Linked DNA regions of Homo sapiens: regions 1, 3, 4, 5, 6 and 7 are each linked to region 2. A link is a loop called in an ENCODE intact Hi-C map of the cell type or tissue named here. Cell type or tissue: endothelial cell of umbilical vein. All regions are shown on one strand. Region 1 overlaps SMYD2 (SET and MYND domain containing 2). Region 2 holds the start of PROX1 (prospero homeobox 1). Region 3 has its middle 3.9 kb from the start of LINC02775. Region 4 has its middle 11 kb from the start of LINC02775. Region 5 overlaps LINC02775 (long intergenic non-protein coding RNA 2775). Region 6 overlaps RPS6KC1 (ribosomal protein S6 kinase C1). Region 7 overlaps RPS6KC1 (ribosomal protein S6 kinase C1).

Evidence for each region. Peaks named below come from ENCODE experiments on the same cell type or tissue, not always from the same donor. Only the 100,000 strongest peaks of a DNase experiment are listed, where the experiment ranks them.
Region 1: it touches region 2 in a loop (4-fold over the local background); 3 of 110 quality-filtered maps call a loop at or near these places.
Region 3: it touches region 2 in a loop (4-fold over the local background); 46 of 110 quality-filtered maps call a loop at or near these places.
Region 4: it touches region 2 in a loop (6-fold over the local background); 44 of 110 quality-filtered maps call a loop at or near these places.
Region 5: it touches region 2 in a loop (4-fold over the local background); 22 of 110 quality-filtered maps call a loop at or near these places.
Region 6: it touches region 2 in a loop (3-fold over the local background); 12 of 110 quality-filtered maps call a loop at or near these places.
Region 7: a loop joins it to region 2, with 5 times the contacts of the local background. A loop is called at or near these places in 8 of 110 quality-filtered maps.

What each region holds. Positions count from the first base shown.
Region 1 is chr1:214,330,733-214,334,732 of GRCh38, forward strand. SMYD2 (SET and MYND domain containing 2) reads left to right here. Exons shown (of 12, transcript NM_020197.3): 9 at 218-338; 10 at 1,286-1,460; 11 at 3,468-3,576. Among named protein-coding and RNA genes, the nearest start is that of SMYD2, 52 kb to the left of the region's middle. In endothelial cell of umbilical vein, CTCF peaks have their summits at 1,281 (motif pointing left), 1,482 and 2,371 (motif pointing right); a DNase peak (open chromatin) is centred at 2,419.
Region 2 is chr1:213,985,464-213,989,463 of GRCh38, forward strand. It overlaps PROX1 (prospero homeobox 1), which reads left to right and starts at 2,510. Exons shown (of 5, transcript NM_001270616.2): 1 at 2,510-3,020. PROX1-AS1 (PROX1 antisense RNA 1) reads right to left here and starts at 690. Exons shown (of 6, transcript NR_037850.2): 1 at 606-690. RefSeq lists enhancers at 2,887-3,390, 3,391-3,894. In endothelial cell of umbilical vein, no CTCF peak of the experiment used is centred here; DNase peaks (open chromatin) are centred at 2,458 and 3,148; H3K4me3 peaks cover 2,313 bases; H3K27ac peaks cover 1,155 bases; H3K27me3 peaks cover 1,680 bases.
Region 3 is chr1:214,114,018-214,118,017 of GRCh38, forward strand. No RefSeq gene overlaps it. Among named protein-coding and RNA genes, the nearest start is that of LINC02775, 3.9 kb to the left of the region's middle. In endothelial cell of umbilical vein, no CTCF peak of the experiment used is centred here; a DNase peak (open chromatin) is centred at 2,394; H3K27ac peaks cover 346 bases.
Region 4 is chr1:214,121,307-214,125,306 of GRCh38, forward strand. No RefSeq gene overlaps it. Among named protein-coding and RNA genes, the nearest start is that of LINC02775, 11 kb to the left of the region's middle. RefSeq lists a silencer at 2,029-2,118. In endothelial cell of umbilical vein, a CTCF peak has its summit at 2,069 (motif pointing left); DNase peaks (open chromatin) are centred at 2,135, 3,335 and 3,755; H3K27ac peaks cover 2,130 bases.
Region 5 is chr1:214,101,243-214,105,242 of GRCh38, forward strand. All of the region lies in intron 1 of LINC02775 (long intergenic non-protein coding RNA 2775), which reads right to left. Among named protein-coding and RNA genes, the nearest start is that of LINC02775, 8.9 kb to the right of the region's middle. RefSeq lists an enhancer at 984-2,183. In endothelial cell of umbilical vein, no CTCF peak of the experiment used is centred here; a DNase peak (open chromatin) is centred at 1,829; H3K27ac peaks cover 1,352 bases.
Region 6 is chr1:213,243,100-213,247,099 of GRCh38, forward strand. All of the region lies in intron 12 of RPS6KC1 (ribosomal protein S6 kinase C1), which reads left to right. Among named protein-coding and RNA genes, the nearest start is that of RPS6KC1, 190 kb to the left of the region's middle. In endothelial cell of umbilical vein, a CTCF peak has its summit at 1,662 (motif pointing right); a DNase peak (open chromatin) is centred at 1,692.
Region 7 is chr1:213,121,141-213,125,140 of GRCh38, forward strand. The region is part of intron 5 of RPS6KC1 (ribosomal protein S6 kinase C1); the gene reads left to right. Among named protein-coding and RNA genes, the nearest start is that of RPS6KC1, 72 kb to the left of the region's middle. In endothelial cell of umbilical vein, a CTCF peak has its summit at 1,516 (motif pointing right); DNase peaks (open chromatin) are centred at 1,561 and 2,611; H3K27ac peaks cover 198 bases.

The DNA of each region.
Region 1 (4,000 bases), 350 kb after region 2:
GTATCTAGAAAATTAATCTTTTTGTTTTGTTTCTGTAAAAAGGTAATGGAGTACTGAATTTCTTCAGATGCATTGCCTGATTTCCTTTCATTCTTTTGTAACCTTGGAATGGGCCAGTGTCGACCGCTGTGTGGGAATGTGTATTATATGAGAGGTTTCCCTATCAGTGTGGTTTCCATGGGCGGTAACGCCTTGCCCTTGTGGACGTTTCCTTCAGGATAAGGCCAAGGTGGAAATCCGGAAGCTCAGCGATCCCCCAAAGGCAGAAGCCATCCGAGACATGGTCAGATATGCACGCAACGTCATTGAAGAGTTCCGGAGGGCCAAGCACTATAAATATATCCTTTACAACTGCCCTGATAGCTTATTATCCCTCGCCAACAAGGCAAGGTGGGAAGTTGGAAAGAGGGAGCAGGAGAAGGATGGATTTAAGATTCTGAAAACCAAAGGAGGAATGTCTCCTAGTAAATGTGTAAAGGCGTACTGACCACCCACAATGTGGTGTCCATCCTGTTGGAGTTGTATGATTTTATTTCCCCTTATTTTGGCTAGTTTGGCTGGGAGCCCCATGTGGTGGAGGACCATGAAGGACAGAGCCTTGATGGCCTTGTGCTTTGGGTATTTTACTTTGGGCAGGGCACAGTGCCAAGGGCCTTGCTTATTTCAGCTCTCCTCACTGGCACACTCTGAGCAGGGACTCTGCTCATTCCCATGCAGCAGATGAGGAAACAGCCTGATAGATATTAAGTAATTTGCCCAAAGGACACAGCTGATGGTGATAGGATCTAGGATTTTGTCCCAGCTCTATCAGAATCCATATTCTTAACCATTGTATTGTAGCATTTTCTTGGGAGTTGAAAAGGGATTCGATTTGTACTCTAAAGGGTAGAATTTAAAACCAGTGAGAGGAAATGAGAGAAAGGCACATTGTTTCTCAGCATAAGAAAGAACTTTGCCACAGTGGGAGTCGTGCTCAGGGTTCCAACTTGGGTGAGGATTTGAATTTGATTAGAATCGTGATTTTAATCAACATTGTTTACATCAGAACTAGGGGTCTGGACCCTGCGGCTAAAATTCTTGAGTTGAGCGGTTCCGACCTTCAGGTTTTCTTCATTTGTTTTTTCTGGAGAAATGTAATTCCTTTCACTTTTGCTTGGCTTTCTGTAAGTTACTTTTTCATGGGGTAAGGGTGAGAGTGGAGTGGACGAAATAACTCCTTGAACCCAGCCTGGGGAAGCCTCCAGGCAGCTTGGGCCCGGTGGCCCTTTCCTTGACTCCACAGCACCCCCTAGTGAGCTGCTGGAGATCTGCGAGCTCAGCCAGGAGAAGATGAGCTCTGTGTTTGAGGACAGTAACGTGTACATGTTGCACATGATGTACCAGGCCATGGGTGTCTGCTTGTACATGCAGGACTGGGAAGGAGCCCTGCAATATGGACAGAAAATCATTAAGCCCTACAGGTGATTGCAGAGGCTGTTCTAATCATCCACGGAGTGGAATTTGGTTGTTTAGAATGTATACGATAGTGTCATCTTCCTGCCCATTGCTGAGACTTGCCTAGCGCAGCTGCCTCTTCTCTGCACCCACATCTGGAGGTGCTGGTGCAGGGCACTGCTCCCGAGTCAGGCCTGTTCTCACCATCATCCCAAGGAGACAGGTTGAGGTTATGCAGCGGATACTGGGGCAAGATCCCTCCCAGGTCCATCCAGGGCCATATCCATAGTAGTTAACTCAGGCTAGTTTTGAGAAGCCACTAGTTTGCTTCTTTTCCCACCCACTGCTTCCAAGTTTAATTACTAAGTGGTGGTCTCAGAAACCCTGGTTTTCATCATTACTCACACCATCCCCTTCTTTTGCTTTTTCAAATTACAGCCCCAGTTTGCAAATGGGGAAGCTCTGGGACCAGTGGGTTGACCGTGGTTATCTAATCTCCCCACCCCAGGTTTGGAAAAAAGAAACAAAAATTGCTTTTTAATTTGTAGTAATAATGAATATTAGCCCTGGAGAGATTTCCTGCCTGAGAGGGTTACTAAACCTAAAAGTGGGTGACAGACGGAAGTTGTGGCTTTGTCCTCTGACTCGGACTAGACACTTCAGGGCTGAGGTGGCCTAGATGGGATCACTGGAGCTCTTTTTAAAGGCACTGATATTATGCATTTACAGGGTACGTCCAACACCAAGTGGGCCAAGTGAATCAGGGTCGCTGGGCATTAGACCCAGAAATCTGTGTTCTGGAAGCATCCCAGGTGTTTCTCAGGAGTTTGAGAAGCCCTCAGTCTCCTTCCACTTCCGAGATTAGGGTCTGTGAAGGTTGTGTCTGGTCTGAATGTCCACTGCCCACTCCACCCTCTACTTACCCCACTGTGCCCTGATTAGCCAGCAGGGGGAGCCCAAAGGAAGCCAGCTCTTAAAATCTGCTCTTGGAAACAGAATTTGTTAAATTGGGGATAAACTCAAACCTTCCTTTTCTCCTAGAGTGTGTGAGGAAGTGCACTGGCCTCATGCGCAGTTCTCTGTGTGAGATCTGTAGGGAGAGAGGAGCAGACAGACAGCATCCCAGCCCTGTGGTTCTCCCAGCAGGGCCTTGCTCTGCTAGACCCATCTTTATCTGCGTGAGCCCCTCCCGGAAGCCCAGCTCTGGTCTTCTGTGGGGCCGTGGGTCCCAGGGCTGCCTCCTACCCAGGAATACAGCTAGAACATGTCTTTTTGGACTGACTTTCAGGAGACACAGGGTGGAACAGCCTAGCCTTTAAATAAACACCTCTTACACACATGTAAACACACACACTGGCTCACCCACCAGCTGCCTCTGGGCCCTGTTCTTAGGGAAATGGCTGTTTCCCAGGCAGACCCCATCAGTCAGTCTTCAGGTACAGCCGGAGAGAACACTTGCTGTATCTAAAGCCCCTGCTGGACAATGGGGAAAGAACATCCAGAAGACACAGGAAGTGTTCTGACTTCAGAGCACTTAACTGTTTTGCTAAACCAACCCATATCATAGTGTGACAGAAAGCTGGGGTCTTAAGACACATTGGGGTGGGTGGGGGTTGGGTGGGTGGCTGTATGTCTGAGTACCTAAGGTGATAGGCCTAATTGCTGCCTTCATAAATGGGACATTTACTTCACAAGCTGTTTTCCCAGGGTCTTCCTCTGGGTATGTCTGAAATATAAAAATCTGGACTGGGATTGAAGATTGTGTTTACAAATGCTTTTGAATAGGATTTCTCCTGCAGTTGTTACGTAGCTTTTCAGAAACACACAAACTACAAATAATGAACAACATCTGCAATGATTCGGCAGGGTGGCAGCATCCACGCTCTCCACCCAAACCCTGGTGGGATTTGGAGAGGCCGCTGGTGGGCAGAGGTTGGCCCTAAGCATGGCAGCCTCCGGCTTACTGCACCCAGCCTGTGGGGCGGCTCAGTAGCCGCTGACATGGTGGCCTGTTGTCTCTTCTCTTGTTCTAGTAAGCACTATCCTTTGTACTCCCTCAACGTGGCCTCCATGTGGTTGAAGCTAGGGAGACTCTACATGGGCCTGGAACACAAAGCCGCAGGGGAGAAAGCCCTGAAGAAGGTATGTCTGTAACTCGGCCTTAGGATTCCCAGTGGCCAGATGGCCTCCTTAGCGCACCTCCTTCATGCCTCACCAGGCTGAATGGCTGAAGCAGTGGAGGGTGAGCAGCTCTCACCCACCCTCTTGCCGTGGGAGCAGCGGGGGTGGGTCCTGCAGGTGAGGGGGGAGTGAGAGAGTGCACCTCTGCTGTGTTTGTGTCCAGGCCTCCCTCAAAGGGAATGGGTGCCCACATCCAGAGGGCTGGCCGTGATCACAGGCCCAGCCTGTGCCTGGAGGAATTCTCCATTTGTTTGACCTTTGGGATTTTCAGAATGATGATCCCCAGTTGTGAAATCAAGGAGGTAGGATATGGAGAGTTAGGGTTAGGATGTTAGAATTGCGCATTTGCTGTTTCTAAAATGCACTTAATCATCCTCTCAGTTCA
Region 2 (4,000 bases):
CGCTCGCCTAGCGTGGCGCGCGCTCCTATTTCAAGTCGCCGCTCCTGCGCCCTAATGCGGGCTGCGAACCGCCGCGGCAGAGCGTCGCGAGCCGGGAGCCTCTGCCGCCGAGGCTGGGGGTGGGAGAGCTTCCTTGTTCGGCAAGCGGGTTACCCCGACTTCGACTCAGGCCTGCTTTTGCCCACGGCGTGACACAGGACTTACTGGGGTTCTCAGGGAACTTTTCCCGCCGCCAGTTCCCGGGCGTGGTGTGTGCAAAACGTGCATTCAAGCGCTATGTGCAATTGACACAAACTTGTGGGCTAAAGTGCAAGCCATTTTTTTCGCGTTTGAATCTTTTTCTCTGTCCCTGACTCCTTTCTTCCCCCTACTCCCCCCTCCTCCTTCTCTGCTCTCCGCCCTTTTAAATGTCAAACTGAGCAGATGGTTTTAAGGTGTGGAAAGGTATATAGCCCTTACTCCTACCAGTTTATTTGTGGGCTGGCGCTAACTTATATGTACAAACCAAGATTCTTAAAGAAAACTAGTAGGACGAAAAATAAGAAAGAAAGTAGCTTTGATCCATTCTCAGATCCCAAGTTTCCCCGCTCAATACACCCGCTTACCTCGAAGGGACCCAACCAATAGAAGCATTATTCCGTCCTGTATCTAATGGGCATGTTGATTATTTCTGCTCCCAGCCTCAACTGTCACATCCCGGTTAGAACACCTGATACAACAGTCAATAGTTGGAGGTGTGAGTGGTGCGTGTGCGCTCCTCTGTGTTGCTTCCGTGATAGACGCGTGGGGGGAGTGTGTGGGGGCGGCAAAAGGGGAAAGAAGAAGGCTGGGGATGCTCCCGCAATCTCTTTTCTTATCGCCGACACCTAACCTGACCGACCTAATTTTTTTTCTCCTTTTCACTGTTTGAAATTCGTGCCAAAAGTTTCCTGCCGGGATAGACTCGGACATACTAACATCGCTATTCTTATTCAAAGGGAGGGCTTAATATCCTCTTTACGGTTTGGTGAATTTGAGGCTGAAATTGTAAATTCCCTAGGAAGGAGTGTGTGTGTGTGTGTGTCGCAGAAGACATTGGTAGTGTTTGGCCAGTGTACTTGTAACACACCTCATAAATACCCTGTTGTCACGACACAGCATGATTCAACCTTTGATCTGATTAAATTTGAGGGACACACGAAGACTACTTGTCCTCCTCCTACTTACAAAAATGAGTGTCTAATAGACTATGTATGAATGTTTCTGCTTCGCAGCTCTTGCAAGTCCCAGCTTTTATAGGATCTTTAGGTCATAAACGCGGCTGCTTTATTAAAAGCCGTTTACTGTGCCCGGTGAAAGGGACGTTCTAGCTGCGGCTGAGGCTCGCTTGCATTTGTAACTTGCAAAGCCCAAGGAGATCTTTAAGAGCCACATTATCTAAAGAAATTTTGCTGGTTATTTTTCAAGCAAGAAATGTCAAACCAAAGTAAATTTTCTAGGGCTTTATTTTAGAGCCTGCGATTTATGCGTTTGAAATTTCTTGCCTAATAAACTTTAAAGTTTGTTGCCCAGGCGTCAAAACTGTGTAAATCCTGTATTGAACAGCTATCTTTGGTCTTTCTGGGGCGAGTGAATTAGTGAAGGGTAATCGCCAGATGTTTGCAACATATATATTTTTAAAGGCTGCTTTACCTACAATCCAACTAATGTCAGAGGTAACCAAGGGTAAATATTCCTCTTCCTGATAATTTGGACTGGAGATAAACTGGGACTCAGCCAATGTTGATCTTCGTCTAATAACAGATGCAGCGGACCCGATGTGAAACCTCTGGCACCTATTATTTTAATACCAAACCTACCTGTATTTTATTGTCCACCTCCCCTTTAAAAGGAACCAAGGGTGACACGTATCCTTGACACTACCTATGATCGTTTAAAAAGTGGAATGATTTGCAGATCCCCCCCTCCCTCCTCCTATGCCACCCCCACCCCTAAAACCCCCACTTTTTCTCCCGTATACTTTTCCGTGCCTTCCTCCACCCAAGTCGGAGGAGCGCTCACTCGCTCGGCCACTCGGCGAACTCGATCAGCTGTATCTGGGAAATGAAAAAAGAAAAAGAAAAAAAAAAAAAAAGACCTGCGTCCTGGAAGAGCTAGTGTGAGCCGGGCGCCGCTCGCGCCGTCTCCCGCTTTGCATAGTGCCCGCAGATGGCTCGCTCCGGCCCAGGCGCGGCGATCCAGTCGTCCCGAAGCTGTGGCAGGGTGGGGGTGGGGGTGGGGGCCGGGGATGGAGGCCGGGGAGGGGGAGCGCAGGGCCCCTCTCCCCTCCTCTCTTCCCAGCCCCTCACCCCCACCCCTTTTATATTTTTTTTTCCTCCCAAGTTCTCTTGCCTTGCTATCCCCCCTTGAATCCGAAGGCGCCTCGCGATTGGGTGCTGGGGCCGGGTACGTCAGATAGACTGTGACGTGCAGTCTTCCTGTTTCCTTCAGCTGTGTCTTAAAGTAAATCTTGTTGTGGAGCGGAGCCCTCAGCTGAGGGAGCGCTCTGAAATAATACACCATTGCAGCCGGGGAAAGCAGAGCGGCGCAAAAGAGCTCTCGCCGGGTCCGCCTGCTCCCTCTCCGCTTCGCTCCTCTTCTCTTCTTTACCCTTCTCCTCTCTCCTCCTCTGCTGCTCTCTCCTCTCCTCCCGCTCTTCTCTCTCCTCCTCTCCTGCTCTCTCCTCTTCCCTTAGCTCCTCTTCTTTTCTTCTCCTCTTCTTCCCTCTCCTCGCCTCTCCCCTGCTCCTCTTCTCTCGTCTCCCCTCCCCTCCCGCCTCTCTCTCCCCTCTCCCTCTCCCACTCGCCCCGCTCGCTCGCTCGCTGTCGCACAGACTCACCGTCCCTTGTCCAATTATCATATTCATCACCCGCAAGATATCACCGTGTGTGCACTCGCGTGTTTTCCTCTCTCTGCCGGGGGAAAAAAAAGAGAGAGAGAGAGATAGAGAGAGAGAGAGAGAGAGAGAGAGAGAGGCTCGGTCCCACTGCTCCCTGCACCGCGTAAGTATCTTCTTCTTCCCCTCGTGAGTCCCTCCCCTTTTCCAGAATCACTTGCACTGTCTTGTTCTTGAATGAGAAAGGAAGAAAAGAGCCTCCCATTACTCAGACCCGTGTAAACATTATTCCCCCCAGGAGAAAATGGTGTTATTCAAATGAATCATAATAAAATAGCCTCTAAACAGTTTCTAAGCGGGAGCCTCCGTGGAACTCAGCGCTCCGCTCCTCCCAGTTCCTAAGAGTAAGTGATCCTCTTGGCTTTTATTTCTTTCTCTTTCCTGCTGGTGGCTGGGGGTGGCGGTGGCGATGGGGGGGAGGCTGATGTTGCTGGACTTGTCGCTGATCTTGTCACCTTTTGTGTACTGTTTCTGGGGTGTGAGGAGGCGTTTGCTCCCTTTCCTTCTTTCTCCTGCTCTCTCTTCTCAGGAGAGAGGACCGCGAGAGGGACCGGGTCGCTTTTTTGTTCGTGGAGATCCCCGCTTTCCGCCAAACCCCATCCTTCCGATCTCCCCAGGCTAAAACTCCGGGGCCGGTCCCCTTGTCCTTTCTCTTTGTCTTGTTTATTATAGCTGCCTTTCTTCCCGGCTCTTCCAATTTGCTTGTCATTTGCATACCTTTCACTTCTCCTTTTTTAACCCCAGCAGAGGACCGGGAACTGGGAGGAGGAGAGAGGGAGGTGGGGGGGCGCTCTGTTACTTTCGTCTCAAAACGCTGTCGAAGCCGAATTGTGGAAATCCGGCTTGGAGGGGAGCGGTGATGGGTCCCGGGAAACGCGCGCGGCGCCCCTCTTCCGAGCTCCTGGACCCAGGGCTGGGTCAAGTTGAGTAGGGTAAGGCGGCACCGGGAGGCTCGGGGGGTCGCGTGGCGGTGGGATTGGGACACCAGCACGAGGAGGACCGGAGGATCGCGGGCCGGGTAAGAGTAGGGGGTTCTTGGGCAGCAGAAATGGGAGGCGATGAATCTCCCAGCCATCGCTGGCAGAC
Region 3 (4,000 bases), 130 kb after region 2:
GTTCTCTTAAAGGCATCAATTTCCATCAAACTCTCCTAAATTCACAGGGCCATCCTGTATGCACATCCTAATCTATCATTATCTGTTTTCTATTTATATATTCATTAGTTCCGTGAATATTCATTGAACACTTTCTCTGTGCCAGGTGCTATTCTAGGCAACTGGAATACAGCAGTGAACACAGTCAACAAAGTTCCTTTGCACTTGTGGAGCTTATATTTCGGTGTAAGGAGACAGACAGTAAATAAGCAAGTAAATATATATTACGTCACATAGTAAGTAAGACAAACTAGTCACTGGAGAAAATTGAGCAGAGCCAGGGGGACACAGAGAGATGGGAAGGGGAGTTGCAGTAAGACACATGTGGGGGATTGTCTTATTATTTGCTATTATTCATGCTGTGCATAGCAAAACCTGGCTAAGACAGATGGCTGTCTTTTAGGATGGTCAGGGACGCCCTTGCAGGAAAGGTGGCATGTGAGCAGAGACCTTGAAAGAATGGGGAAACAAGCCATTTAGTTATTTGGGAGAAGAGCTCGCCAGGGCGGGATGTGCAGCAGAAGCAAAGGCCCTGAGCTGGGAATGGGACTGGTGTGTCCAGTGAACATCAAGGAACCAGTGTGGTGAGGGTCAGGTGAGTAGGGAGGGCAGCAGTGGGAGATTAGAGAGTGGGTGGAATGAGGACAGGGCCTTTGGGACCATCATAGAACTCTGGCTTTTACCTTGAGGGAGATGGGAAGCCACTGGAAAATTTTGGCAGAAGGAATGTGAATTACATCTTAGAAGTGTCACTCCAACCACTGTCTTGAGACTAGATCAGTATTGGAAGAGCAAGTATGGAAGCAGAATGACCAGTTGAAAGCTGGTAGTAACCTGGAGGAGAGATCATGCTGGCTAGGATCAAGATAGTGGAGGTGAGAAGCAGTGGTCATATTCTAGATTTATTCTGAAGGCAGAGCCAACAGGATTTTCTGATGGATCAGACATGGGATATGAGAGAAAGTGTCAAGGATAACTAGTTCTTGGTTTTGAATAACAGAAAGAGAAGCTTACCATTAACTAAGCCAGAGAAATTACTAGAAGAAGTTTTTTGAGGGGTGTAGACATCAGGGCCATGTTTTGGAGAATGTTAGGTTTGAAATACCTAGCTGACATCTAAGTAGATGTGTTAAGTACAAAGTTGTCTATTATCTGAGCTCAGGGAGGGGTCGAGGCTTGAGATATGACTTTGGAAGTTCTTGGAAGATAGATGGTATGTGAAACCATATTCCTGAATGCAGTTATCTTAGCAGTGATTAGTTACAACAGAGAAGAGGTCTTCACTTAATCCTTGGGCCTTCTAACTGGTAGATATTGAGGACGTGAGGAGGAGACCACAAAGGAGGCTGGAAAGATACAACCAGTGACAAAAATAAACAGTTTAAAAAGAGGGTTGTCCAGGCCGGTAGAAAAGCATTTCAAGTCAAAGGGAGTGGTTGGCCGTGTCAAATGCTGCTGACACAATATGACGTGGACTGAGAACTGGCCATTAGATTCGGCAATATAGAGAGCACATATTACCAGTATGGACAAGTGAAACAAACCAAGAGATCATTCCAGCAGGGGCACTGGGCTAGGGAAGGGATGAACCTACACCCTTTCACCATCCTTGTCTTATGGTGCTGAGAGGTGCCAGAGGGTCCCGTGGCCTCATTAAACTCTTCTTCATTATATAATTTGGTTTTCTGTGTGACAGACAAATCTCTCATCACTCTAGAGATGCCGATGATAAAATGATGATCGACTGATCATGGTTTTAAGGTTCAGGATGGTTGGTGGGGAGTTTCCCATTTGAACTCCTCAGAACCCAGTGCATTTTTCAAAGCTTTGGTGAGGTGACAACTCTTGGAAAATACATTTTTCAGCCCTTCATGAATTTACAAAGCAGGATATTATCAGGCTATCACGCCTTTGAGTGGAGTCTTCTCAATAGCAGAATATTATAATATGTATGTGGCTGATACCTTGTAAGCATGTCAATATTAGATGAAGTAGTCATACTAGTATTAAATTGCTTAGACCCTATAAATGGACCTAATAACCCTATTAACTGTAAATTAACTCTAATTGTGTCATTGTTTTTCCTCCAACTTCTGACAATCACAAGGTGGTGTTTTTCTAATTCTATCTTGAAAACAGGACTAAAGACTTTTTCTGTCTAGGTGGTCGGCCCTCCAAACTCATATGTACAGGATGTGCCAAACCTATTTTCTTGCCTCCAACCCTTTCTTTCTGCTGAGTTCAACTTGAATCTCAGGATCTACCTCTCAGTCTCCCTTTGCCTTTTCCTTAAATAATTCATCCAGAAGCTCTTAAATGTCCTTGGCTAAATAAGGTCCAAATCACATGAAATGGGGATATGACTCATTCGGCAAGGCCACACTTGGAATTCACTCAGTCCTTCAGCGTTAAGAGCAGGCGGGAAAGGTTTGATTGGGATGGAGATGGAGGACAATTTCCAGAGCCCAGAGGAAGTACCAATCTGAGGCATGCTTCCTTCCTCCAAGAACAAGAAAAGTTGGCTCTTGGAAGAAGACAGACAGACCTGCTGTATTTGTATTTGGAAACTTGTCTTCTAAATGCAGAGGTCTATAGAAACTTTCCAAGATAAATATGCCTGAGAATGCAGACTTTTCTCAAAAATAGTCATTTTGAATAATTGTAATTTTCTGTTTAAAACTGCACGTGCTCTTTTGACAAGCTGGGATGCTTTCCTACCCTTCTAAGTAGGTGGAGGAACCTTCTATTTGTCCGTTCTACCCACACTGCTCTAGAAGGCTCTATTTTCATGAGGGGCAGCTCCTTGAAAAGGCTCATGCTAGTGTTTGCACATATGACGATTTTAAAGTGTTGGAAAACTACTGTGACCCTCAGCTGGCCATACAATAGCCTTATGATCTATATACTCTACAGAGAAGTTTCTCAAAGTGCAGGCTGCACTTACTCATTCAATAAATATTCTTTGAGCAACTGTTGTCCCAGGCACCATTCAATGCCCTGGACAGCACAACCATGAACAAAACATATAAAAATTTTTTATCTCATGGAGTTTACATTCCAGTGGAACAAGAATGAAAATATACAAAATTAATAAGTGGAACATATATTAAGTTAGATACGGAGATATGGAGTGATTTGGAGAGAAATCAACCGGTGTGGAATCCCAGAGAGTGTCCCGAGTGCAGAGAGTGAAAGAGGGAGGAAAAAGGTGCACTTATTAATAGGGTGGTCAGGGAAGAGCCTACTGAAAAGGTATCCTTTGAGAAAAGACCAGAAGCCTGTGAGTGTGTGAGCTTTGCAGAAATCTGGGAGGAGAGCCCATTGAGAAGAAAGAACTGCAATAGCACATGTTCTGAGGCTAGGATGTGCCTGAAGTGTTCAAGGCACAACAAGAAGGCCAGTATGGCCCAGGTACAGTAAACCAGGGAGAGAATAGTAAGAGAGGTAGTGGGCATCCAAATTATGAAGGCCCTTGTAAAGACTTGAGCTTTTTCTCCTAGTGAGATGGGAATCACCAAAGATTTTGAGCAGCCCGGTGATTCTAACTCATATTTTAACAGAATCACTTGGCTGCTGTGTGAAAAAAATAGATCATAGAGGAATGAGAAGGGAATCAAGGACACCAACTAGGAGGCTTTTATAATAATCTAAGTGAAAATTGGTGGTAGCAGACCAGCCATCATAATTACCTGAAATACCTGAAAACTGTGAATGCCAGGAGTTAACTTTAGATCCATTGAACCAGAATGTGAAAACCCAAGACTGAAGTTTTCACAAATACTCCCCCAGGTATTGCTTAAGTATACTAGAGTTTAAAGACCATTCTTCTATGATGTGCCAACTATCAATTCATTGCCTCACACCTCCAAATTCACCCCTCATTGCCTGCTTTGCAAAAATGGATCTGGGCCCTGTACACATTTTTCCTTTGCCAGCTGGTTCAATGTTAAGTCTTGTCCGT
Region 4 (4,000 bases), 140 kb after region 2:
AATGGAGCGGTAAATGAGGAAGGAGCAAAGAATTCCAGGCTCCATTTCTTGTTTATCTTAGAAATTTACTTCCAGGGATGTCTACTCTGGAAGTTACCATATAAACTGAGATCAGCAAATAGAACATTTCTGCTTTCAATTAACGAGTGCCTATTACGCATCCTACCATAAGTAAAATACTTGACTAAAAATTATTTTAAGATTTCAAGAAATTTACAATGTATTTTGGAATAAAGTGTGGAAGAAATACATTTACTTAATATAGATGGCAATATAGCATAATTTACATTACATGTTATATTATTGGTATATAATTGTATTTATATAATATTCATATGATGCGATATAAGATTGTTAACTAAAAGGATTAAAAATATGGGAAGCAGAGTGTGGAATGATGGACAATGGAGACTCAGTGGGGTAGGGGAGGGTGAATGATGGGAGGTTGCCTGGTGGGTACAGTGTGCATTGCTCCAGTGATGGATGCACTGAAGGCCCTGACTTCACCAAAATGCAATGTGTCAATGTACCAAAATTATGATACAGCAAGTGCTTTAGGAATTAAGAGGTGTGAAATAACATCAGGCTGGAGTAAGATGTGAAGACTCTAGGGAAGAAGTAGAGTTTGAACCATCAGCTGAAGTTAAGTGAGATCAAAGTCAGTTCCAGGAGATAGTGGGGAAAGCTGGCTGAAGGAAAGACTTGAAGGAAGGAATGTCCTTGGCACAGTCTCGGGGACCATAATGGATGAATGAGGCTGATGTGAGAGACGTGTTCATGAGAAAGATGGGAAGTAGGTTGGAGAGGTAGGTGACGTCCTATTTTGTCAATGGACAGTTTCAGCACCCACCCTGCAAGCCCCAAACTGGGCCTTGGTGAGGGAGTTGTTGGCAAAGTCCCTACAAGGCCCAGACCCCAAGCCTACATGAAGGCGCCAGTTCAGACCTCAAATGTCAGCCTGTGGAGTTGAGTCCGTAACCAGCCTGAGAGACTTGCCACGGAGCACACTTGGCGCCTCCTCCATACTTCTAGCTGCACACAGACTTGCTCAACAATGGAGTGACTGATGCAGGTTTGACCTTGAAGTACAGAATCAATAAAGGAACTAGAAGAATAAAAGTTGAAATTGGAAGAAGATACATGGGAGGATGACTTAGAAAACAATGCATGGACTACTCAGGAGGCCGAGGCATGAGAATCACTTGAACCAAGGAGGCAGAAGTTGCAGTGAGCTAAGATCGTGCCACTGCACTCCAGCCTGGGCAACAGAGCGAGACCCCGTCAAGAAGAAGAATGCATGGGGTATCCCTGCCACAGGAGCCCTTAGGAATCTGAGAACTATTAATAAATATGATGTTATTGTATTTGCACCCTGAGTTTGGCTTCCTGAAGAATCCATTATAGTGGCACATAAAACCCATAAACTAATGAGGAGGCTTCCTCCATAGAACTGAAGGCATTTGTAGCTATATTGACACTTAATTCACTGAAGACATTTGTCTCACACTTTATTATATTGAGAACTTAACCCAGTTTTGCAAAATAGATAACCATCACAGGAGCTGGTCTTAATTACCTCTTGCCCTTTGTGTGCCTTATGTAGACCTTCTCTTTGAAATAATGTGTGTATTTTTCAGTCTTCTCTTTTCCTTCTTAAGGTTTTTCTCAAGAGCCTAGCAAGATTCCTTAAAAAAAAAAAAAAAAAAAGCTGAAAGCAAATCTATCTGTTAGTTGCCTTTGGCCTTAAAAATCTTCCCAACAAAGCTATAGTTGCCTGACAAACTTTGATATCTATAAATAATGCTGACAAAGGAAAAAAATCAAATTAAAGTGTTAGTTCAAGAATTCCATCCCGTGAACACGTTAGAGTGTCCTACTTGTCCTCAGGCTACCATCCTGCTTGAGCTGTTAGCACTTTTCCTGAGGCAGACAACTTCCTTAACTCACACCTGAAACAAACAAACAAAAAGCTGATGTCAGCCCGGGCGGTCCTTTCCCCTCCTGGCTCTTTCCCTTTGCTAGAGAACTGAAATCAGATGAGTTGCTGACATCTGGTGGTAACTAAGCGGAGTGTAATCTCGGTCTTGGAAGGACTTTTGTCTCTGATTCCAATACACTCCCCCAGCCTCTGATTCCTGGAGGCCTCCCCTTGAGCTTACAAAATTGTTTTATCCAAAGGGAAAGCAAAAGAGCAAACTAAGAAACAACAGAAACAATTTCCCACGGTTCTGAGAAGATGAGTGTTGGCCACCAGAATGAAAAGTCAGCCTTCTCTAGAGACAACCAACACTTCTTGGATTTAGACAAAGATTAGACTTGATCCCAACAGACTTGATGAGTCATGAGAATAAATAACACAGGGAAGTCTCTTTTGGTTAAAGGTAACATTTTTCTTGCAGCTGGGAATAATTCTGCTGTACTCATTTTCTCTTGGCCATTCAAATATTTTAAAAAGCTCCCCATTTTTTGGGGGCCACAGAGTAGACAGTGGTTTCTGAAGCATTCTGCATTGTTCTACTCTTCTACCTCTCAGCATGTTGCGTGAAACCTCAAATCCTTGCTCACAAAAGTTCTTAAACTTCATCTTCAGAGAAAAATGTAGAACCTTCACTCTGGATAGGACAAAGGCATCCACTAATGAGACGTGCAGGGCCTAAAGGTATGTTAGGTGATTCCCAGTACTAGTGTCTGGGAGTATCAGAGAAGGAGGTGTCCTAAACGTTGCAAGCAGAAAGAAAATCAGTCACTATTCTAAAATGCTATTTGATTTCTTCGTAGCATGTATCACTAAAAACAAAATGTATTTTGTTCATGTGTTTGTTTTCTTGGTTTTCACCTGTATCCTCCTGGTTTTGCCTTCCTTACTCAACACACCTCTCCTCTTGAAAACTAGAAAATAAACTTGAGAACAGAAACCTTGGTGGTCTTGTCCACCGTTATATCCCAGTACCTAAAATACATGACATGCTAAACTTCTCAAATACTTATTTTACAAAAGAATGACAATACACTCCCATAGTTCCAGGGAGTCCCTACTTTACCATCCCTCACTCCAGAAAGCCCGCAAAAGCATCCCATCCAGGGAAGCTCTCTAATGACTCTTTTTCCCATTCATCGACAGCAGAGAGCAAAAAGCCAATATCCAGGGCCCAGCCTAGCGACCTCCTAAGATTCCTGGAGGTTGACGGGTGTTAGCACAGATGAAGGCTGCCTTCACCAGAAGGCCTTCCAAATGCTTCAGGGCATTGGAGACAGAAATCTTTACGGGCAGCGTTGAGTCTATTACAGCATATCTTGGTGCTAGATTGCTATCTGGGTGTGCATGAGTCTGTGGGGGCCGGGGGAAGTGTGCTGGAAAACTTTCCCTCTGTCTCCAGCTAAATGGCTTCCTGAGGAAATGAGAAATGGGGGTGGGGTGGGTGGGAAGGAATGAAAAAATTCCAGTAAGGAAAAATAAAAGACTTTTTTCTATGGAACAGGGAGTGTTATTTGCAGATCTAAAATTCCAGGATCTCTGTGTATTAGAAACACAAGGGCTTTCAAAACGAAAAAGTAAAAATAAAAAATAAAATCCATGGTGTATGAGACACTAGAATAAATATTTCAAAGGTAACATTTTAAAACTGAGAAGTCTGGGGAAGCTTGGCCAGGATTGGTGAGAACCTGAGATTCACGTCTCTCCTGACTCAGCCCAGTACAGCAGGTTCTTTCTGGCAGCCATTAATATAGTTCACGGTTAAATTACTGGACCCCATGTGGACTGAAAGGGCCTCTTTATCTTTAAACAAACAGATGAGGAAGGAGGATCTGCCCCTCACCCCTAGCCTAAACCAGTATTTGTGAGACCACACCAGGGTTTTTCCATTCCAGCTATCAATCTTCCCTTGTTGTGGTTTGAGAGAAAGAGAGAAGTATTCGAGGAGGGACGTGTAATCAAAAAGGTAACTCAGCTTTATTTTAGCAGACCTGAAAAGAAATAACTTGGTCTTTTCTTGAATAT
Region 5 (4,000 bases), 120 kb after region 2:
GCCCACCCTAACAGCGTCATCTTAACTTCATCACTTCTTTAAAGACCCTGTCTCCAAATACAGTCACACCAGGGATTAGGGCTGCAACGTGTGATTTGGAGGGGAGGGCACAATTCAGAATTCAGCCCATAAAAGGGAGTCCTCAGCTTATTGAAAGAGATTAGATAAGATCATTAAGGGAATGAACATACAGGAAGGAGAAAAGAGGTCTGAAGGTGGAGCTGTGGTGCTCCTCAGATGTTTAAAGGTCAGGAAGATAAATAGGAACTGGCAAAAGAGAATTAGTGGCCAGTGAATTGGAGGAAATCCAGCAATGCATTGTATCCTAAGAGCCTGGTAAGGGGGACACTTCAAGGAGAAGGAAGTCAGAGGAAGTCATCTATATAGTCAAATGCTTCTGAGACACAAAGAAGAGGAGTACTGAGAAGTAGCCATTGAATTCAGAAACATGGACGTCATCAGCAACCTTGATGAAAGCAGTTTGGTTGTTTGGTGGAGAAGAAAAGCAGATTGGAGGAGTGAGAATTAAAGAGGAATTGCAACACTGAATATCAACTCTTCTGAGTGTTGCTGTAAAGAAGACTAGAGAAACGGAAGAAGCTAAAGGGTAATAAGAGCTCAAGGCAGGAATTTTGTTTAAGCTGGGAAAAAATAGCAATGGTTGTATGCTAACGGAGATTATGCATTAGAAAGGAAGAAGTCGATAATGCAGAGTGATGTCCTTGAGTAGCAAGACTCAAGGCTGCTTGTAGTATCTAGCAGCAAATGTGAAGGGGTTTTCCTTATCTAGGAACCTGTACATCAAAGGTAGAGCACACAGCACAAAGGCACAGAGGTGGGTAGATGGGATTATAATGTTTATGGAATTTCCCTCTGAGTATGGATGGGAGGGAAGATATTGAATATTTGAGGAAAGAGAAGAGGGTGTGAAATAGTTGTCTAGGCCAGAGACAAAGTGAATGGACTAGGAAATTAGAGTGGAATTGGCTGCCAACACTGAGAGCAAAGTTGAAGTTAGTCATCTGAATTTAAACTGAGATCACTCACCGTAGTGGTATATTTTTCTCCAGCCATGTTCAGCTAGGAAGGTGCAGGTGCCCTGAAGATTAAGTGTTAGATTTACCCAGGGCTGGGGTTTTCCAGACAAGTTTGATGAGGAGGGAAGGGGTGTGAGAGTTAGAATGTTACATAGGGAATGACTTTAATGATGGACCTTAGAATCTCAACTAGGGAAGAAGAGAAACAAGGACATAAGTCAAGCGCATGACATTAAAATAGTGCTAGGTTCAAAGGACATCCTGGTAGGCTAATTGGAATTGTAGTCATCACAGTACTTAAGGGAGAGAGCTAGAAAAATAGAAAAGATTGGCCAGAAATCTCTTTTCTCATTTCTATCCTAAATGGCAGAATTCCAGAAGCAAGGGCTATGATTTTTACCTATTTTTCTATCCCCAGAAGTGCCTTTTAAAAAGTTCCTATAACAGACATCTCTTGATGAGTGAACCATTATTGTGTTACCAACTTGAGAATTATTTTCAGGAGACAGCATGAGAATACTGGAAGCTGCACTAAGAGATCAAGACCATCTGGGTTCAAGCGAAGTCTTTGCCTCTTCCTCACTGTTTGTGGGCTCATTTCTTAACCATTGTCAGCTTCACTTGGTTCATCTGTAAAATGAAGAAAATAATAACTGCCCTGCAGTTATTGTGAAGATCAAATGCAATAAGGTATGTGAAAGTGCTTTGTAAACTAAAAGGCAAATTAACAATAACCTGAAATAGCCACGAGATCATGAATCACCCAGCAAAGGGAGAAACATAAGCCTCCAAGGACTTTTGAGGGGGACCTTTGTGCTCCTTCCATCCTCTATGACTAAGCCACACGTCATGCTTGTAGGACTCCAGGCTTTATTTGCAGCTTTCTCATTTACCCAGCCCCTTTTTTTGTACTCCTAAGCTCTGCATTCTTATCAGAGAGGGATAAAGAAGGACAGGAAGGGGAAGTGGGGAAAACCAGAGTAGGAGAAGAATGGAGGAGAGTAGGATGGAAATAATGTTTTCTACATGCATTATGTGCACCGTGCACTCTGCAAAAATCTCATTTAGTCTTTGATCTACCATTATTCAGTATCATCCTCCCAATTTATAGATGAGGAAACAGACTCAGAAAGTTTAAATTATTTGACCCAAATTACACAATGAGTAGAAATAGCAGAACTGGAAATCAACCTCTTCTCTTTCTGAATTTAAAGCCCAGGGCTTTCCTAGTAAGCCCTGGGGTGTACGGCTAATCCAAAGCAATCTTCTCTGCTGAAGAAAAATTATCTTTTGGGAGGATTTTCTGAACTAAATCTCTCATTTCTCTGTGATACTTAAGCTCCCAGGGGGGGAAAAAAAAAGAGCAGCATGTAATCAAAGAAAAGAATACTAAAATTACTAAAATTCTTAGGGCGAGAAGTTATTCATATCAAAGTGAAAACTACTTAGATTTTGAAAGTGAGTTGTCTTAAAAAGCTCTTCTTAGCTTCTCATTGGCTCAGAAGTTCTTCACTAAGAGGCTTATGGCAACATGATAGAGGGGGAAAGAGAGCTATACTAGCAGCTCAGATTCTTATTATCAGGCCATCTTAGTGTTGATCTGTATATCTATTCCTGAATAAGCATCTGCCTCAAATATAATGGCTTGAAACAATAATTTGTTACTATTTTCCCCAGCTCTGAGAACTGACTGGGCTCTGCTGGACGGTTGTTGCATAGGCCTTCTCCCTGTACTTGCAATCAGGTGTTGGCTGGGCTGCAGCCATCCGAAGGCTCACTAGGGCTGCACATCCCCAGTGACTCCCCTCCTGAATGGCATTTGATGAGTGGAAGTTCAGAGCACCCACACACAGTTCCTTCATGCAGCTAGGGCTTCTCACAATACAATGGCTGGGTCCTAAGTGAGAGAACGCCAAAAGTGAACAGTCCAATAAGTAGAAGACAGATACTTCCAGGCCAGTAAACGGCTATGCCTGAAACTGGCATAGCGTCACTTCTGCTGTATCCCATTGGTCAAAGCAGTCACAGATCCCACTCGGATTCAAGAGGGTAGAGAAATAAACTCCACTCTTTTGACGGGGGGGAAGCAACATCACATTGAAGAAGAAACTGGGAGATGGGAGATAGCATTGCATCCATCATTGGAAAATAATGACTAGATACAGTCACTCATGCTTGTAACTTCAGTGCCTTGTGAAGACAAGGTTGAAGGATTGCTGGAGGCTGGGAGTTTGAGACCAGCCTGGTCAACATAGGAAGACTCATCTCTACAAAGATAAAAATTACCTGGGCATGGCAACTCACTCTGGTTGTCCTAGCTACTCAGCAGGCTGAATCGGGAGGCTTGTTTGAGCCCAGCAGTTTGAGGCTGCAGTAAGCTATGATAGTGCTACTGCACTCCAGCATAGGTGGAGTGCAGAAAAAAAGAAAGAAAAGAAAACACAGCCTGCCATAATCACTAGTTCAATGACATCCACAAAGTTAGAATAGCCTCTATATCAAACTCCTGCCTTTGGAGCTTCATGTAGCCCTTGCCAGCCTCTCTGCCCACATCTCACACCATTTTCTTGCTATGCTACAGCTATACTGTCTTCTTTCTTTTCTTCATACCTCAGAGTTTGGACATTTATGAACAAAATCCCCTTCCCTTTCCCTCAGTTCTTCCCATGGGGGCCTCCCTCTTATCATTCAGGTCTCAACTCAAATATTGCCTCTTCTGGGAGAACTTCCCTGACTAATACATGTGACTCTTTCACATCCTCCATACCCTTTATGTGTTTGCTTTCTTATCTACCATCTCTGTTCCACTGCTACTCACAAGTTGTGAAAGGACAGTGATTTTGTCTGTCTTCTTCACTGCTGTATCCCCAGTGCCTACACTAACGTCCCTTGCATCATGGTCATTCAACAATTTTTGTTGAACGAATAAATGAATGAACAAATGAATAACCCAGTCAAGTGGC
Region 6 (4,000 bases), 740 kb before region 2:
AGTCCTGTTGCCTCAGCTTCTGAGTAGCTGGGACTACATTTGTGCACCACCATGCCTGGCTAATTTTTTTAAAAAGCATTTTTTGTAGAGATGAGGTCTTTCTGTTGCCCAGGCTGGTCTAGAACTCCTGGGCTCAAGGTGCTGGGATTACGGGTGCATGCCATTATTCCTGGCTAATTAAAAAAATTTTTTTTTTTTTAAATAGAAACAGGGCCTTGCTGTGTTGCTCAGACTGGTCCTGAACACCTGGCCTCAAGCAATCCTCCTGCCCCAGCCTCTGGAATAGCTGGGATTGCAGGCATGAGCCCATGGTGCCTGGCACAATGGAGGTTTTAAAAATGCAATATGATTTTAGTGATGTGCCAACCTGGCATTTTATAACAAATTTTTATAGACAAAACAGTTTTATCTTGCCTTTACTGTATTGTCTTTATTTTTTAAAAATTAGAGATTTATTCTGTGGGTATTAGATCTTTTATTGACAATTATAGGTAGCATAAGCATATGAATTGCATTTGAGTTGGTTTTTCTCAGTCATCAGTGCAGATGGGGCTGTATTATGAATCCAAAGTTTGTTCACCTTTTGCTTACCATTTAGCCTCTTTGGATGGCCAGAGTCACTTCACCTGTTGCCCCATTGGCCTTCAAAGGAGTTTCAAGCTGATTTTTTTTTGATATAGTCTGCTTAGGTGTTGATCAATATAGTATTTAATACTTAACAGCTAACTAGTGTATTGATGCTAACCTTGTTTCTCTGCATAATGGGAAGTGATGATAATAAGGATTAAAAGAGCTAGATTGTTTCTAGTTACAACTTTCATTGTTAAGAATTATTTCTGCAGTAGAGAATACCAAAGTTTTCCAACCTATAAAATAAATATCCTAAAACGTTCCTGAAAGCAACTATTAGGGTTTTCTTTTCTTTCCTCCTTCTTCCTTCAAATTAAGACTGTTTGGTTTTTGTTTATTGTTAGAGACAATAGAGCACACTTACATTTTTTTTTCTCAAATAGATAATGTGATGTTATGTTTTGAAATCATGTTAGTAAATAGGATAAAAAATTGCATGTTGAATTCACTTTATTACAGTTACTCGATTAAAAAAAAAAACCAGATCCTCCCCACTTTCTAATTTGATAAGAAATAACATTTTAGGTTCCAGTGTACTTAGAAATATATTTGTTAATTATAATGAATTTGGAAGTTTTAGAATCAAACTTAATTTGGGAGTTTTTTTGAGTCAAGCCTGTTACATGCTAAAGTGAAGTACAGTGGGAACCATATAACAAAACAAAACCACACATTTATGGAATATTGTTTAATATTTGTAAGTAGTTTCTTATTTCTTATTTTTGTTGTTACTTTCTTTTTTTTCTCCTGGTTCCTAGTAAGTGTATATATTGTTACTTATTGGAAACTATCTGTAAATTTGTGCTTGAACATTCTAGCAGATTATTTTTCTTTATTCTCAAGCACAGTCATATTTACTTTAATATCCATAACATGTTGGTATCCTGAGAGTTTTAATATATGTGGAACAGAACCATATTACATTCATCAACAGATACACACTTTCAATTTCATATACTGAAATACCGAATTTAATACAGATCGGTTTCTAAGTTCTAATTTTTAAGCCTTGTCCCAGAAATTACAATTCTCTTAGTTGACCAGCAGGTGGCAGTCTACCATTAATGGATTTTGCTGTCCTCTTCCAGGTTGTCCTTCACTAGCATTTGAAAAAAGCTGTAGTCTGAAGAGGTGCTTTGTTGTCATTATTTGCATAAAAGAATTGTACTTCCAAGCTTTGTGAGTTGCAAAAGTGTTCTAGTGTTGTGGCATGCTTTGTGAACAATGTGGAAAGGCTTTCCATTCATTGGGCCTGTTAATTTTAGCAACCAGGTAAAACAAAACGAGTAATGGCCTTAACAGAAAAGTAATACCAGTGTTCTTATTAAGATGACCTTAAATCTAGAGAGTTATAGAACTTGGTTAAGTCTATGTGCTCGTACCCCTTACTTATAACTCAAGGGAAATTGGAGCAAAAATTTGTGAATTACTGTTTGCTCCAAAAGTTCATAGGCAGTGCTACTGATAAATCAAAACTACAGATAGGTTTTCCTCTCCTCAAAGGATGGAAGCAATGATAATATGTTAATATTTCAATACTTAAAAATACAAATCAGTAACTACATGGGTCATAGATTGTTTAACCACCTTTTGATCTACCCTTAGGAACACTAAAGGTTGAAGTAATTTCCTTTCATGTGATCCCCTCCCTCTTACTTCCCAAGTCTAACCTTAGTATTATTGTCCAAGTAACTCTAAAGCATGTTAAGCAGCTGATGTTTGGTTAGAAAGAAAAGTTGTCACAAGATTATGATGAGAGCAACTCACTTCTGTTTAAACAGTGTGCACCCTCTACCCTGCCACTTCACCTCCTGGGAATCCTTATCACATATTTGTCCTGAAAACATTATCCACCTGCCCTGTGCTTTATAATATCAGCAGTATATCTTTTTATCTTGTGGATGATGTGCCTTTATATTTTGAGAAAAATTTCCAGTAACAGATTTGATTTGCATGGACAGAAACTTGAGCAAATGCCAAACTAGCAGGGGGGCCATTATTCTGCTCTATAAATAAGTTTAAAAAAGAAAAAACACACACACAGAAACCTGTGAATCAACATGTTTTGGTCTAATTGAGGGGAAAAGCAAGACAGATAAATTTTGAAATGCAAATGATCACCTTCTGTTATTTAAGTATAGTTTCTGCCAACTTAGTGATCCTAGATTTTAAAAAGTCATAATTATTTCAACAATGTATACTCCCAAGGATGCCCAAGATTCACAAGTTTCTATAACAAAACTGAGAACTTTTAAAAAAGTTGCCACTTTTTTATATTAAAGAAAACAAATCCAACAACAAAAAGACAAAAACCATGGAGCTTTCTCTGGCTACATCTGTGAAAAAGCCAGCGCATAAATGGCTGCAGCTGCAGACCCATCAAGAGGGTCTTGAGAATACGAATTCACTGATCAAACCCAGCCCTGTTTTCAAAGTAGAAGCCATTCCTTTTAGGTTCACTTTGTATCCTTAGATTATCTAGGATGATTCTCTAGAAAGGTTTTATTTTAAATAAACATCATTCATGGTAAATGGGTTCCTTTCATACCACAGAAACACAGAATGGAGTTCAGGAAGAGAAAAGGCAAAAGAAATAGTCCACAAAGTAGGAACAGATTGTATAGCATGACAATATAAATATAACACTGTCTGGTTTCCACATTAGGAGACTTGTAGATACTTTATTAGGATACTTTTACACAGGTTCTTCTGCTTTTTTTGTTGTGAGGGATTAGAGAATAAAAACTGGAGTAAATTGGTTATTTTTCTCTGGAGGACTTTCTTCTGGTTACTCTGATTTTATATCTGTTTTTACACACATACACACAAAAGTTTTAGCCAAAAGATTTTATGTGCTTTATCATTTGATTTATTAACTTATGATAATAAAGAATAAACCTTTGTTTATAGTGTTTTAAGTATAAAGGAAAAATAAAATGTCAAAGTACTTTTTTTTACTACTTTTTTTCTTGACTCTTATCATTCAAAAACAGCTAGAAAATAGAACCTGTACTACTAAGCATATAAAATACAAAAAAAAAACTGAGTCTGAGGTGGGAGGATTGCTTGAGGCTGTGAGTATGAGACTGCAGTGTGCTATGATCATGCCTGCGAATAGCTACTGCACTCCAGCCTGGGCAACATAGCAAGACCTTGTCTCTTAAAGAAAAATACAAGAAAATGATATTTGAAAGCTTAATATACAATCTGAGACAAGTGCATAAAATTATTTGTGTTAGTTAACCTAATATAGTCACTTAAGTTTCCCATTCTAGTCTTGAACAAGTTGATATGGTATCCTATCAGTGTGTGTCCTTCACTTTTATTTTCTGCCCTATTATGAGTCTTTAATTTTAAATGCTTGAAATTT
Region 7 (4,000 bases), 860 kb before region 2:
CCAGGCAGCTCTCGAACTCTTAGACGCAAGTGATTCTCCTGGCCTTGGCCTCCCAAAGTGCTCGCATTATGGGTGTGAGCCACTGTGCTTGGCCTGTTTTTTAAAATTACAGTTACTTTGTAGTAGCATGGGATAGAGAAACCCCTTTAAGGTTTTGTAAAAAATAATTTGGTGATAAACTGGTAAATATAGTTTGTTTAATATGAAATTGAAAATTAAGAAATTATTTGGTAGGTTTTTAAACAAAATATTGTTTTACATTTTAAAAATGAAATCCTGGTTACTCTTTATCTCCTTTGTTCAAAGAAGTTAAACTATATTTTTTCAAAGATGAAAGAAGATGTAATTGGTTGCTAACATCTTATTTCTATTATGTCTATTTCAACTTATGTCTTTTCCTTGAATTAAATTTAGCCGTGAAGTTACTAGGACATTTGTAGAAACCTGCCCAAATCGGTGCATATCAGTTGAGCTCCTTGACATATTTCTCTCACCTGTTGGCCTTTTTGAAGGGTGTAGATTGCTTTGGTGCCATGCTGGCCTTGATATCAGAGACTTGGATGTTGGTATAGTCTCATCTGGTAACCTGTGTCATTTCCTCTTCCTAATACATCACTTTTCAGTTTGGGGAGGGACATTTTTTCTGGTTCATGCAGCAAATGAGAGAAAATAATTAGGTAATTGTAACCACAAAGAAAAATTGAATGATCAGCTTATTGTATGTAGCATATCTTAAGAATGAATATGCTTAAATGTCTTCTGGAATAACAAAATCTACCCCCACCTTTTTTTGGCTGGAAATTGTGAATTAAGAACTCCTCAAGTGCTTATTGTAACTATTGTAGAGACACGAAAGGATCTATTAAACTGTCTTGAATTAACTATTTTAAAGTAAATGAAATGTGCATTTTGAGGATAGCATCTATTGCTCGTCTTTGTAACGGATCCCTTAAATGACATTAAGGTCAAGATTTGTATGTTTATTTGATGGCAGGTGGGGGTAGATTTTGTTATTCCAGGAGACATTTAAGAATATTAATTCTTAAGATCTGCTACATGCAATAAGCTGATCACTCAATTTGTCTTTGTGGTTACAGCCACCTAATAATTCTTTACGGTGTGTAGACAGACATGAAGATTGTGATTAAACTGTGTTAAATTGAATGGCGTTGATTATATTTAAAGCACTGGTTGGTCTAATTGGAAAGGTGTATAGTTATTTAAGTTTGAAAAAAATCTGTATCGAAATACCATTTATTTTGTCTTATTATTTGTGTTATTTTCATTTAATAGATTTAAACTTGACACTTTGAGGCAAGATCATTTTAAATAGGAATATTTGTCACATGATTGGTTACTTAATAACCTAAATCTATTTTCAAGACAAACTTAAAGTCTATTTACTACATAATATAGTGTGAGATGACAAAATACAGAAAGTATTAAATATTAATTTAAATGTAAATTTATAGAAAGTGCAAGTAATTTAAAGTAAAATTAAGTGCAAATGTCCACTAGGTGGCACCATAAGAACTCTAAATCTTGTTACTGGTATTTTTCTAGGCCCTTTGGTGTTATGTATGTTAGAATATCTCTTGCATACTCAGCTTGAAGAGATTCTTTTTTCTGTTATGTGCTTATTTACCCAACTTATTTTTATTCCCTGCCCCCAGTTGAATTTTCCTTGGTAGTGGAGCTTGACAAAAACAACAGGTCATTTTTTCCCCCCAAGATAGCCACAAATGAGAATGTACCAGTGTGTGTAAATGATACACATGACACTGATGATAAATATTGACTCTTACAAATTCTAGGGCTATTGAGGATAATATTGGATATTAGGAGTTTAGGGGTTGGGTGGGACAAATAACAGAAAATTCATGGTATGCCATGGGAATCATTATAAATGATACACTTAAATGTCTTATTTCACAATTACAGAGTTTGAATTTCAGAGAAGTTTAGCCATGTGCCGAAGATACTCCAGGTATTTGATAGCACTCACAGAACTATATTTTGAAATGAAGAGATTTCATTTTATGGAGGGGAGGCGGGGAGAAGACATATTTGGTATAGAAAACTCAGCATGAGCTACTTGCATACTGGTAATGGGCTTGATGTCCTGGAGGCTAGAGAAAGTTATGGAGAGTAGCAGAGTATAAAGTTCATTTGGCAAAAAATGAAGCCAAGTGATGGATCTTTATTATGATAAGATAGCAGTATTAGGGTTGTAATTAAGATTGCTGTGTTGTTTTCTGGGCTTATTTTGTTGTTTTACCAAATCTGTACGAGGTATTCTGAGGCTCTTTTTGTACATTTTCAAGGATGAAGCATAATAGACATGACCCAAGAACGTTATAAAAATGTGAAACTTCAAAGGAAAGGTTCTTTTTTGTAACAATAGCTATTACTAAATGATGAATAGGGAATCACATACAGGAATCTTAACTAGCATTAAGCTTTGGATTTAGGTATTCACTTAAAATCATATTTATAAGGGCTTCTTTCTTAATGGAAACTGGTATGTATGTCTTCTACCTTAGGGTAACCTTTGTTCTACTGGCTAGATAACTTGCTTTGTGCATGGCGCATGAGTCATTGCTACTAGGAAAAATAGAAATTCCTTTTTGTTGACTATGGCAATATTTGAACCTCAGGGCTCAGTGAAAGCTATCAGCTAATAATAATGAGGCCATGTATTTTATATATAGTCACCCATGAGAGACCACCTGTTGTTCTAAAGGAAACCGATCTCTTTTTACAGATGGTCTTCAAATACAGATTTCTGATAGTTTATAGTATAAAGATTTATTCTATGGCAACTCAACCTGTTCCCCTGGGGCCTGTCTTTCAGAGATGGTGTCCTAGACAGATTTCACTATACTGCCCTACTCTGAGCAGTTCAAAGCACAGAGGTAAGGGTAGGTAGGTGAACTGGGATGCTAAATAAACGCCTATGTCTGTAGCTGCTTTTTAACAAGTCACCTGGGGCCCTCTAATAGCCCTGAGACTTGAATTTCTGTGATACGAACCTGGAGGCAGAACGCTTTCATAGAACCTTTGACTTTTTCCCCTTGTATCACTTCCAAAAAAAGCTTAGGTTTTTGCCTTGATGGTGTTGGTGAAGGATGCACCTTTTACTCTTGCGATGGCCCAGAGGGCCTCTTTAAGTATGGGGTTGACTTCAGGTTGGTTTAACTTTTGACAAATAGTCTCTGTATTATGTCAAATGTCAGTGATTGCCCTGCCTTATCCACAATGTCCTTCCTACCTAGACTGAGAACCTGTCACTTGCTTGTTGCTCCCTATATCTTTCTTGTTAACTTTCTTTCTGGGCTTCAGGGAGCTAGTTTGCGTTTCGTATGATATTTATATATAGTTTTGTATGAAATAAGTTGAATTGTAGTGTGATTTCTAGGAGTTGAACAAGCACTGTATTAAGCAGATGTGTTAAGTATATAATATAAATAAACTAGGCATTGAATATTTACATATAATATGTTTATAAATAAGATTCATTGCTGTGGTGGTGAAAGGAGTTTTTAAATGTTATCTTCCTCGAGCTGGCCGGAGAATACGTCATTGAGAAGAAGGGAATTTAGAAACTGCTTAAATATGGAAGAGAAAGATATCAGTGAGTACTAGAAGATGATTGGTTGCATTGTGTGGTCGAGGAGATATGGTAGGGTTAGGCTTTTCAGGCATGGTAAGATGCAACTTCAAGAGGATAATTAAAGGAATAAGGTGGGCAAGGAAGAGGTGTCAGGGGTTTGCCTGCTTTAAACAGATCTGCCTTTGTACTTGTGTCTAACTCCTTTTTTAAGTTTGGAATTCTTGACGCTAGCTGCTGGTTGATCCATAGAGGTTTATATTTCACAAATGATGCCTGTATAACTTTCTTTTACTCAGATAAATTCCCAATATTGGCCCTTGATGCATCTCTTTTGATATCTTTCAGATACTGAACTTAAGGGCTTACCATACACAAAGTATATTATTA